Linked DNA regions of Mus musculus: region 1 is linked to region 2. A link is a contact called in ENCODE Hi-C or POLR2A ChIA-PET data. All regions are on one chromosome and are shown on one strand. The core of a region is the stretch at or near the end of the contact, and the rest is flanking DNA. Distances in the headings are between cores, read along the strand shown. Region 1 has its middle 42 kb from the start of Rbms1. Region 2 holds the start of Rbms1 (RNA binding motif, single stranded interacting protein 1).

Region 1 (4,224 bases), core at 564-3,063, 42 kb after region 2:
TTATAATACTTTAGAGTATCTTTACCTATGGAATGGAGAAACAGTACCAACACTGTGGAACTTTTGTGAGTATTAGATGACAAACAAAATCATGAATGACAGTGACAAGAATTGTATTAATGATCCATATATGTTTCTGCAATTATTTTATTTTATTTATTTATTTTGATTTTCCAAGACAGGGTTTCTCTGTGTAGCCCTGGCTGTCCTGGAACTTATTTTGTAGACCAGGCTGGCCTCGAACTCAGAAATCCACCTGCCTCTGCCTCCCGAGTGCTGGGATTAAAGGCGTGCGCCATCACGCCCAGCTTTGCAATTATTTTATAATTACAATGATATCTGTGATTCTTTAAATTATTAACCTGGGTGCAAACAAATATTTTTTAAAACCTGGGTGGCAAAAAAGAGTAGAGGGAGGAGCATAAAGAACTCTTCAAGACAGAGACAAAATTATACTGCAAGTGTGAACTTTATATACAAAATATATGCAAAGCTTCTGGTGTCCTAGGTAGGTAGAATTAAGATCTCAAAAGAAAATAAAAAGAGAATAAACCTTAAAAATCCTCTGGATCTTTCAAAAGCCCTTCTTCTCACCTTAACTACACTAAGAACATCTCTTGTACTCATTATTCACAATTTTTTTTTTACATTTTCCAAGTTTTTTCCACTAAGCAAATTACCATGGTAATTTCAAAAAGAAAATATTTAACAGCAGTGCTCCGTCATTTGTTCATCTGCAACTAGCTAAGTCTTCCAGGGTACCGCTTCTCTTCTGAGCATCTGTCACTGTCCACTCCCCTAACTGCCCTATCCCACAGGCTCTCTTAGAAAGGGCTTCACAGAGAGCTGGTCATGTCTCCTCAACTTGGATCCCCTCAGTAGCAGGATCAGAGCACAAAGAGCAAGCACGGCCTAGAGCATCACTCCCAGGATCCTTAGCGAAACTGTCCAGATGGCTCAGGACCAAAGCCTGTCTATTGTTCCAAAGTCATTTCCTGTCACTCTCTGTGCAAACCCTCACACCCACTCCAGCCACACGGAACTTCCCACAGTTTTCCAAACATACCATACACTCTGTCTTGGCTCATGTTCATTTTTATGTCAAGAGTAGTCGTCTAACCTCATTATGCAGCAAAATTTAATTATTCCCTCTCAACCCACTGAGCTTCGGCCTCATCTCTCACTCTGTTCACCTCTCCACAAAACAGACTCCAGAACCTTCTCCTGACAACACTCACCATGAAACCCTCCAGAAATGTTTATCTCGGCTTATGAGTCCTATCAAGACAGAATCTGTGTCTACATAACCTTTATTTGTTGTTACATCTAACTCATAAATCGTAATTGTCTGGGTTGTTGCTATTCCAATGGAGGTAATACTAGACTGGAAGCTGAGAGTCTTGGCTCAATCACAGCACTTGGAGGTAGAGGTAGTTCTGGGATACATAAGGACAACTTGCCTTAAAAAACAAACAAAACCTAGGCCAGGGTATCTAGAGTGGTTTCTTTGAGGAAGTTTCGTAAGAAGTAGATTGTTTAGGTTAGCTATCAAAAAGGTGCAAGGACAACGCGCTGTTCTTGTTGTTTATTCTTTTCTTGACTGTTATATATAAGGGTTTACACACACGAACGCAGTTATGAACTATGGTAAATGCTAGAGAGGAAAAGAACAGGAAATGAGGTAAGGGGGGCAGTGTTGAGGAAGCAACTGTAATAATGAGAAGTAATGAACACAGAGAAATTAGTCACAGCAAGAGAAGGAGAAAGTGCATTCAAGCGGGAGGAGAATATCCTGGAAGGTCCTGGTGGAGGGGGGAGGGAGTTGGCTTGCTCACTTGGGAAGGTATGCACATGCTCGAGTGTAGCATGCATGTGGAAGCCAGATGTTGATGTCATGTGTCACTATCCTATTTTCTGAGACAGGGACTCTCACTGAACTTGAAACTCACCAACTCACCTAAACTGGCTGGCAGGAAAACCTCAGGGGAGCCTTTTGTTGCTGGCTCCCTAGCATTCTAACACACCCAGCCTTTCATGTGGACTCTGAGGGGATTGAACTCAGGTCCTAGTGATAGTGTGGCATGTTATATATATACATATACATATACATATATCCATAATTGAAAGATTAATATTTAGGCAGACTGCCAGTGAAGTGGACAAAGCTCTCTGACTTTTCAATACATTTAGAATACTAGTTATTTGGACATCTGTCAGTCAAACACACTCACTGGTTAAAGTTAAACCACATCTATATCCTTGTTTCTCTGAAAAGCATAGCGCATGCAGCGCAGACCCAGGCTCCTAGAAGGCCACCTTGAACACGTCTTGGTATTTTAATCGCACCAACATCTCTAAAGCTTCCTGTCAAGATAAAGCCTGTCGTCTGATGTTGGCTGAAACTCACAATTTTCATTTTAACTTCAGTGAAAACTCAGCCTTTCCCACCTGAGCGGACGCTTTGTGAGCAGCAGGCACGACACAGCAAATGCTGCTATTTTTGTTTGTTTAGAAATGTCACAGGCCTTCTCTCTGTCAAGAACAAATCCACTCAACTTATAGTCATGTCACACACACAAAAAAAGAGAGATAAAAATGCAGTATCATAGCTAGGATGTTCTTGTGACATTTTCTGAAGCCAATAAACATGGTGCAGCCAGAAAAGGCAAGAAGAAAAAAAAAAAAAAGAAAGAAAAAGAAAGGGGGGGGGTGGGGTGGAGGGGGCAGGCAGGGGGCGGGGCATCCGTTCACACTTCAGTGTGTGGGACTCTGAATGCCAAGGAGTTACTCATGAGTTCTAGCTAGGACTAGGGAAGGAACTAAGCGCTGAGAGGACAGCACAGTATCCAATGAACAGCCCAGCAAGGACAGTAGAGAAAAACTCAGGGCCAGAGCATGCAATGCCATGCAAACTTCTTTTCCACTTGTCTTATAAGCAACAATTACAGGCTGTGTTAATAAACAAACAAACAAAAAACACCAAAAACAATGTTTGGAAAACATCAACAGAAGAAAAATGAAAAACCAAAGAAGAGAGTAAGGAACATACACCTTAGAGGAAAGTAAACAGAGGGGAAACTAAAAAAAAAAAAAAAAAACCAAAAACCAAAACAAAAAAAAGTGAGGGGGGAATACTAGTTACATCTTGAATAATACCACTGCCAAGATTAAAGCGAAAATACCTAACACATGCTGCTTTGGCCCTGTATTTAATGCCTTCCATGGTTCATCTGATTTAAACTTCTTACGAACTCTACAGTGGGGAATAAGGCTATTTCTGTTTCAATGATAAGGAAACTTGTGTTAAATGTAGGATCTGGAAGCCTGTGAACGTGAGGTCAGCTTCATCCATCCGCAGCCTGTGCAAATGAATTCCATATACACTTCTCTGTTCTTTTAATCTAGATAATGGGGACTTAAATTACGGCTGACATGAATGGCTATCTTAATCCTTTAAAGGAAAGGGTTCGTAAGTCATATTTTAGGTTTCCCATTTTTCCTGAACATGTTAGCTTCAGAAGAACTCACCACAGACTTAGCATAGTTGAAATGTGTCCGGTCAGGATGTGCTAAGATCAACAGGTCTGTCTTCTTCTTATCCTCCACTGAAGCAGAATGCTCTCTGAGTTTGTTGTTCCTGGCTTGTCTGCCTTGGTTGTTTACACTGCTGGCGCTCAGCTTTCCCTGGTTGCCATGAGGATCCAACACTCACACACTCCCATCCAGCAAACCTCAGCTTACGGGAGCTAAGGGTCTTGTACAACTTAGTATTCAGCGAACTGACAGCATTACTGTTTCACAGCAGAGTAAATGGAGGCTCGTATGTACTGGTGGGGAGTGTAGCCCAGGACATATTGGGCACATAAGAAGCTGTGGATTTGATCTCCATCACAAAAACAAAAGGAAAAGAAACTCAGATCCTCATGACAGGCAACAAAGCAGCTGGGATTTGAACATGGTCTTTCTGTCCTTCTGCTTCCTGCCACATGGGTTTGTGGCAAGAAACAAGACAACCTTCTATTGCTGTAGTAATGGCTCCAAGAAATAGCCAGAATATACTCTAGAAGGACAGCACCCATGGCCAGATGGAGAGTTCAGCCTATGTCTGAACTGGTAGCAGCCACATGTCAAGTGACCCCCTTGATGGTTACCTGGATTCTTGGGCACAGCTTAACTCTTACAAGGAATGTTACTGCACAGGAGTAAACAAACAAAAAATATGTT
Region 2 (4,690 bases), core at 809-3,308:
GACTCAAATACCACTGGTACCCAGGGTCTTGTGTCTGTATAATGCCTACACATTCATTTCTTTCTTTGCCTATAGAAAAAAGAAAGTCTGTTTGTTTTTCTGATTCAGTCAGCCCTTTTAGTCTTTGAGTCTAAGGAGAGGCTTGTGAAAAGAGCATCTTATCAGCATGCTCCAGCCAGCAGGCTGTGCCCCCCTCCACAACCAAACCTCCAGCCTCTCTCAGCAAAAGGCCTCACCCTCTGAGCCTTTTCCCATTTCAGAGCTAACACCCTGCTGGGTTTTGACAACAAATAAATGAATACACAAGGCCCTAACATAATTAGCCATCTTTTCAGGTAGAGAGAGGTGGGTGGGGGGAGGAGGGCTTGGGAGAATACTTTAGTGTAAATTGGCCTCACTTCTGAAGTTGACGCTGGCACACAGCATCTGAGGGCACTTATTTTAAATAAAGCCACATGAAGTGAGTTTTCGAGATACCCGTCCGTGAATCCTGACCTTGTGCATATCTATCTCAGCCAAGTCGTCAGTAAAGATTTTAAACTTGTAACCCAAAGATTGGACTTCTTAATCCAGGAGAAAGGCTGTGGCTTGGACATCGTGGGCACTGAAACCCAGGGACATTTATTTACTTCTTTTAAAGGGGAATTTTAACAAACAAAAGAGGCAAAGAAAGTAAAATAGAAAATAGTACTTTGTGACCCCGAGGAAGCATTTCAGATGGGCTGATGCTGGACAGCCGGAACAATAATCCTGCAAACCGCCACAAAGAACTCAGCAGGCTCCAGTGCCACACATCTGGATCTTAATGGAACCACAGTTTACGTGGAAGGGTGCATTTTGCTGCTATCATTACTGGGATAACTTAATTGATCTGTCTCTGTGGCTGAGGGTGTAGACTAGAGATTTATTACGAAGGGAAAAGATCTGCAATGCTGCCTTTTCTTTTTCAACAAGCATTCTGTCACTGACCTCTAAACGAGTTTAACCTTTTCTGAGCAGACCTGCACATTTTTAACATAATTTAGAGCTAGGGTTTTTGTTGTTGTTATTGCTGCTGCTGAGAGGCTGTGGGGTTTTTATCACAACATGGCTTCAGTAACCTTCTTTCAAAAACAAAGATGTTAAAAACAAAAGACCGAAACTAAAACCTGCCAGTTCCACTCCTTTTCCAGGCAGGGGATTCGGATGTAACCTTTCAAGTGCCTTTGGAGTTCAATCTGTTAGAAAATGTATGAAACAAAATTAGAATAGGAAAAGGCGTGTGTATGACTCAGGCTTATCCCAGTATCTCTATCACAGGATTTCCCTGTGTTTCTGAAAACCTTGAGAAAGTGACAGAAGTTCCTGTTTTTCTTTTCTTTTTTGTCTTTTTTTTTTTTTTTTTAAAATAAGAAGGGTGGCGCGCGCGAACACACACACACACACACACACACACACACACACACACACACACGTCTTCCGGGTTCCCCATGAATCAGACAGGTTTCTTGGAGGTCCCCTAGTGCAATGCAAAGCACTGCCCCGACGTATCCCCAGTTCCTCTGTACACAAAGGTCTCCAGGAAACCCCCAAACTTGTTGCGGGCCGCCGGAGCCCTTGGCCGCGCGCCTGCCCGTCCCACCTCTCCGCCAGTCCCCGTCCCGGTCCCCCCGGGCATCTCTCCGCCCGCCGCCTCCTTCCGAAACCGGGTCACCGCCCCGCGCGCTCGGCGCAGGCCTGGGGAGCGCGGCAGCCTCACCTGCTTGCGGTAGGGCGTCCTGCAGCCGCCGGCAGCGCCGGGGTGGCCGCTGCCGCTGGGGAAGATCATCTCGGGCGCGGGGAGCTGAGGCAACCGGGGCCGCGGCGCTCCGGGAACTCCCTCTCTCGCCTGTCCGGGCAGGCGGAGGGAGGATGCGGCCGGGGACTGGCTCGCGGCTCCCGCCCTAAAAGTGCGGCGCGACGCGCGCGGCCGGCGACTCTCGAGCAGCTCCGGGGGCCGCCGCCCTGCGTGCCATGGACCGGAGTTCGCGCGCGGTGCCGGCGGCAGCGGACGAGCAGCGCCGCCGCGTCCCCACCTCCCGCCGCCTCAACCACCGCCCCGAGAGCGCGCCGGCCGGGGGCGGGGAAGCAGCCGCGCACCGCCTAGTGCCGCGCCCAGCCCTCCCGCGCCTCCCGCCCGCCCGGCCGCCCGGCCGCGCCCGCTCCCCCGGCCTCGGCCCCCGCGCTCGGCCTCCCGGGCTGGGGCGGCAACCCGGGCTGCGCGGCGCCCCCATCCCGCGCAATGGTTGGCTCTGGCGCCCCGCATGCCTCACATTCCTGGGAGCAGCCACCCCAGGCCCTTGGGCCAGGCGTCGCCGTGGCTTCGCACCCCACTTGGCTGCCCCTTTTAAGGGCATCGCTTCGGGAACCGCTGGAACACCTGGATAGGAAGCCAATGGCCCGCCTTTTCTTTCATCTTTCACAGCAGCCCCTGGTCCCGAAAAGGCGCGGATAATTACTCTCACTTCCCTGTCCAGATCTACCTCCCAGGACACTTCTCAGCCCCCCAGTTATAAGCATGCTACATTTTTGTAGAGCAAACGGGTGGGTTTTTTTTGTTTTGTTTTGTTTTGTTTTTGTGTTTTCCTTTCCAGTCCCTCACCCAAATACACCCGGGAAAGTTTTCAATTTCATTCTTGTGCCACAGAGGAAGAGTTTTCCTTCAAGACAACATTATCAAAAAAGCAATGAAAACCTTATAAGCCATCCAAAGGGGAGACCTGTCCTTCCTGGAAAAGACAGAAGATACAGGAATTCAACCTAGTTATTAAAAAGACGGCAAGAAAGGGACAAAGACAGGAGTAATTTCCTTTGTTCTCAAGTGGAAAAAAAAATAAAAACTGCTTCTCTTGCCGCTCCTTTTGCAGTCACCTCTCTGGATGTAGCTAGCAGGCTTTGAACACATGTTGATGTGGAGGCCTCAGAAGAGGGTGGTCAAGCAAGCCATTTCTGGATAGGGTTACCAGGGCTGGTTGCCATCTTTAAATTGGCGACGGGGTCCCTGACAAGTATTCCTGAATTCTGGGATTACAGCCACAGTACACATACATAGGTCTTCCCTGGCTTCTAACATCTTCCTGGAAAGGCCCATCTGCTACAACAATGAAAAATCCCAGCTTGTCTTAACAAGAGAAGGAACTCAAACTCTGGCTGTCACAGAGATGCTATGAACGTCAACTTTCTAGCCAAAGTGTAGCCATTCAGAGACTTTTCTGAAAACAAAGTTGAAAATTATACTTCCCAGAAATCCTGCTGGTGACTTAGTCAGCTGCTTCCAAAGTCCCCAGAGTTCCAGCAAAAGTAACAAGAAATAATAAGTCTTGCCTATTGAAAGCAGACACACCCACAACACACACATAATCCTAATTCTTTTCACTTAAAAAAAAAAAAAAAACAGCAAAGGCTAGGGTATTCGGTGCATACTGGGCAAGTAAAACCTTAAAATTCACAGGATATCTGCCCTTGAAAGTGTTTAAAGATTACAGCACAGCCAGGCTGTGAGCTAGTGGGGACCCCAGAACTGTTTTTCTACTACTACTCCATGCATTGGTTTTGTTTTTTTTTTTGGTTTTTTTTTTTTTTTTTTTTTTTTTTTTTGCTGTGACCTGTTGTCTTTCCTCACTATGAGCCAGCACAAATGCAAAGTGGACAGTTTTAGTTCCAACTGTTCAAGTCGAAGATGCCTTTTCCTGAGGACTCGAGACACACCCTACTTCATCCTACCCTCTGCACTATTACCACAAGTCCCACCAGTCATCTACAGAAAAAGCCAGTGTACAACCTCAGTTGTCCTGACTGGTCTCTTAGGAAACCACAATTGAAACCACAGAAGAACAGCATTAAATTTTTTTATGGCTTTTCTCTCAAGTCATGATGTACTTGCTGGGTCATGACCCATTGGATACTGTGCTATTCCAAAATGCTAGCACTCGATTGGATGTCTAATAGTTCTCTAGAGATAAGAAAATGTTAAATGATAAAATTTAAAGAGATGGCAAAATAAATCTGATACTAGTAGAATGTGCAAATAATACTGAGAGGTATTAAGAGAACTGACCTTAAGACTTAAAATGAATCTAAGAATTAGCATGCTGTTTATAGTTTCACATGAACTGCTTAAAAAGAAAAAACATAGACATGTAGTACTTAAAAAAAAAGGAAACTTGAGTTCAAAAGCTCCAAATATGAAGTAGATCTATAAGCCATTATACAAAGAAGAAAAGATTAATAGTCCAACCTCAAAATAGGATCACAGAAACCCAAAAATTCAAACTTAAGGGAAATAGCTGGAATATGAAACTCTGTATATAACATACACAATCAATTCTAGATAATCCATGAGCAATTATAGGGATGGAGTCTAGCGAGGTCCGTCTAGAAAAGTCCACTTTCATTGTTGTCGATTTTGAAAGAGACATCAGAAACTAAAGGAACTGACCAGAAAGCCTGCAAGCTATTCGGGTGAAAATTCAGTGCTGCGGAGCCTTGTCCTGTGTACCTCCTTCTCCACCCTCAGCCTTAGGTGAAGCTGTGGGAATCTGACCCAGGGGCAGCCACTCTACAGACTGGCCAGTGACCTATGATCTGGGTGGGACTGGAAACATGAGCTCGCCAATCTGATTCTCAACCCTTGGGAATTTGATTCACAAAACTCCAAGGGCTAAACCAGTTA

Evidence for each region. Hi-C counts contacts between places; a loop is a spot of excess contacts on that map. ChIA-PET counts read pairs that join two places held with the same protein, here RNA polymerase II (POLR2A).
Region 1: a loop to region 2 is called in a map of heart, with 3 times the contacts of the local background. The contact joins the enhancer-like site here to the promoter of Rbms1 in region 2. A Hi-C loop is called at or near these places in 1 of 37 maps with a recorded cell type or tissue (heart). POLR2A ChIA-PET finds 5 or more read pairs at or near these places in 3 of 5 experiments (all embryonic stem cell).

Annotation. Positions count from the first base shown.
Region 1 is chr2:60,921,563-60,925,786 of GRCm38, forward strand. It overlaps a transcript of Rbms1 not described here. Among named protein-coding and RNA genes, the nearest start is that of Rbms1, 42 kb to the left of the region's middle. Within about 2 kb of position 1,814, at least 1 of the 3 ENCODE cell types and tissues checked has a DNase peak (open chromatin) inside an H3K27ac peak, as active enhancers do; it is heart, where a contact is called at or near this core.
Region 2 is chr2:60,879,380-60,884,069 of GRCm38, forward strand. It overlaps Rbms1 (RNA binding motif, single stranded interacting protein 1), which reads right to left and starts at 2,059. Exons shown (of 14, transcript NM_001141931.1): 1 at 1,739-2,059. The coding sequence starts at 1,807. LOC108168762 (a long non-coding RNA gene) reads right to left here. Exons shown (of 2, transcript XR_003953832.1): 2 at 3,587-4,690.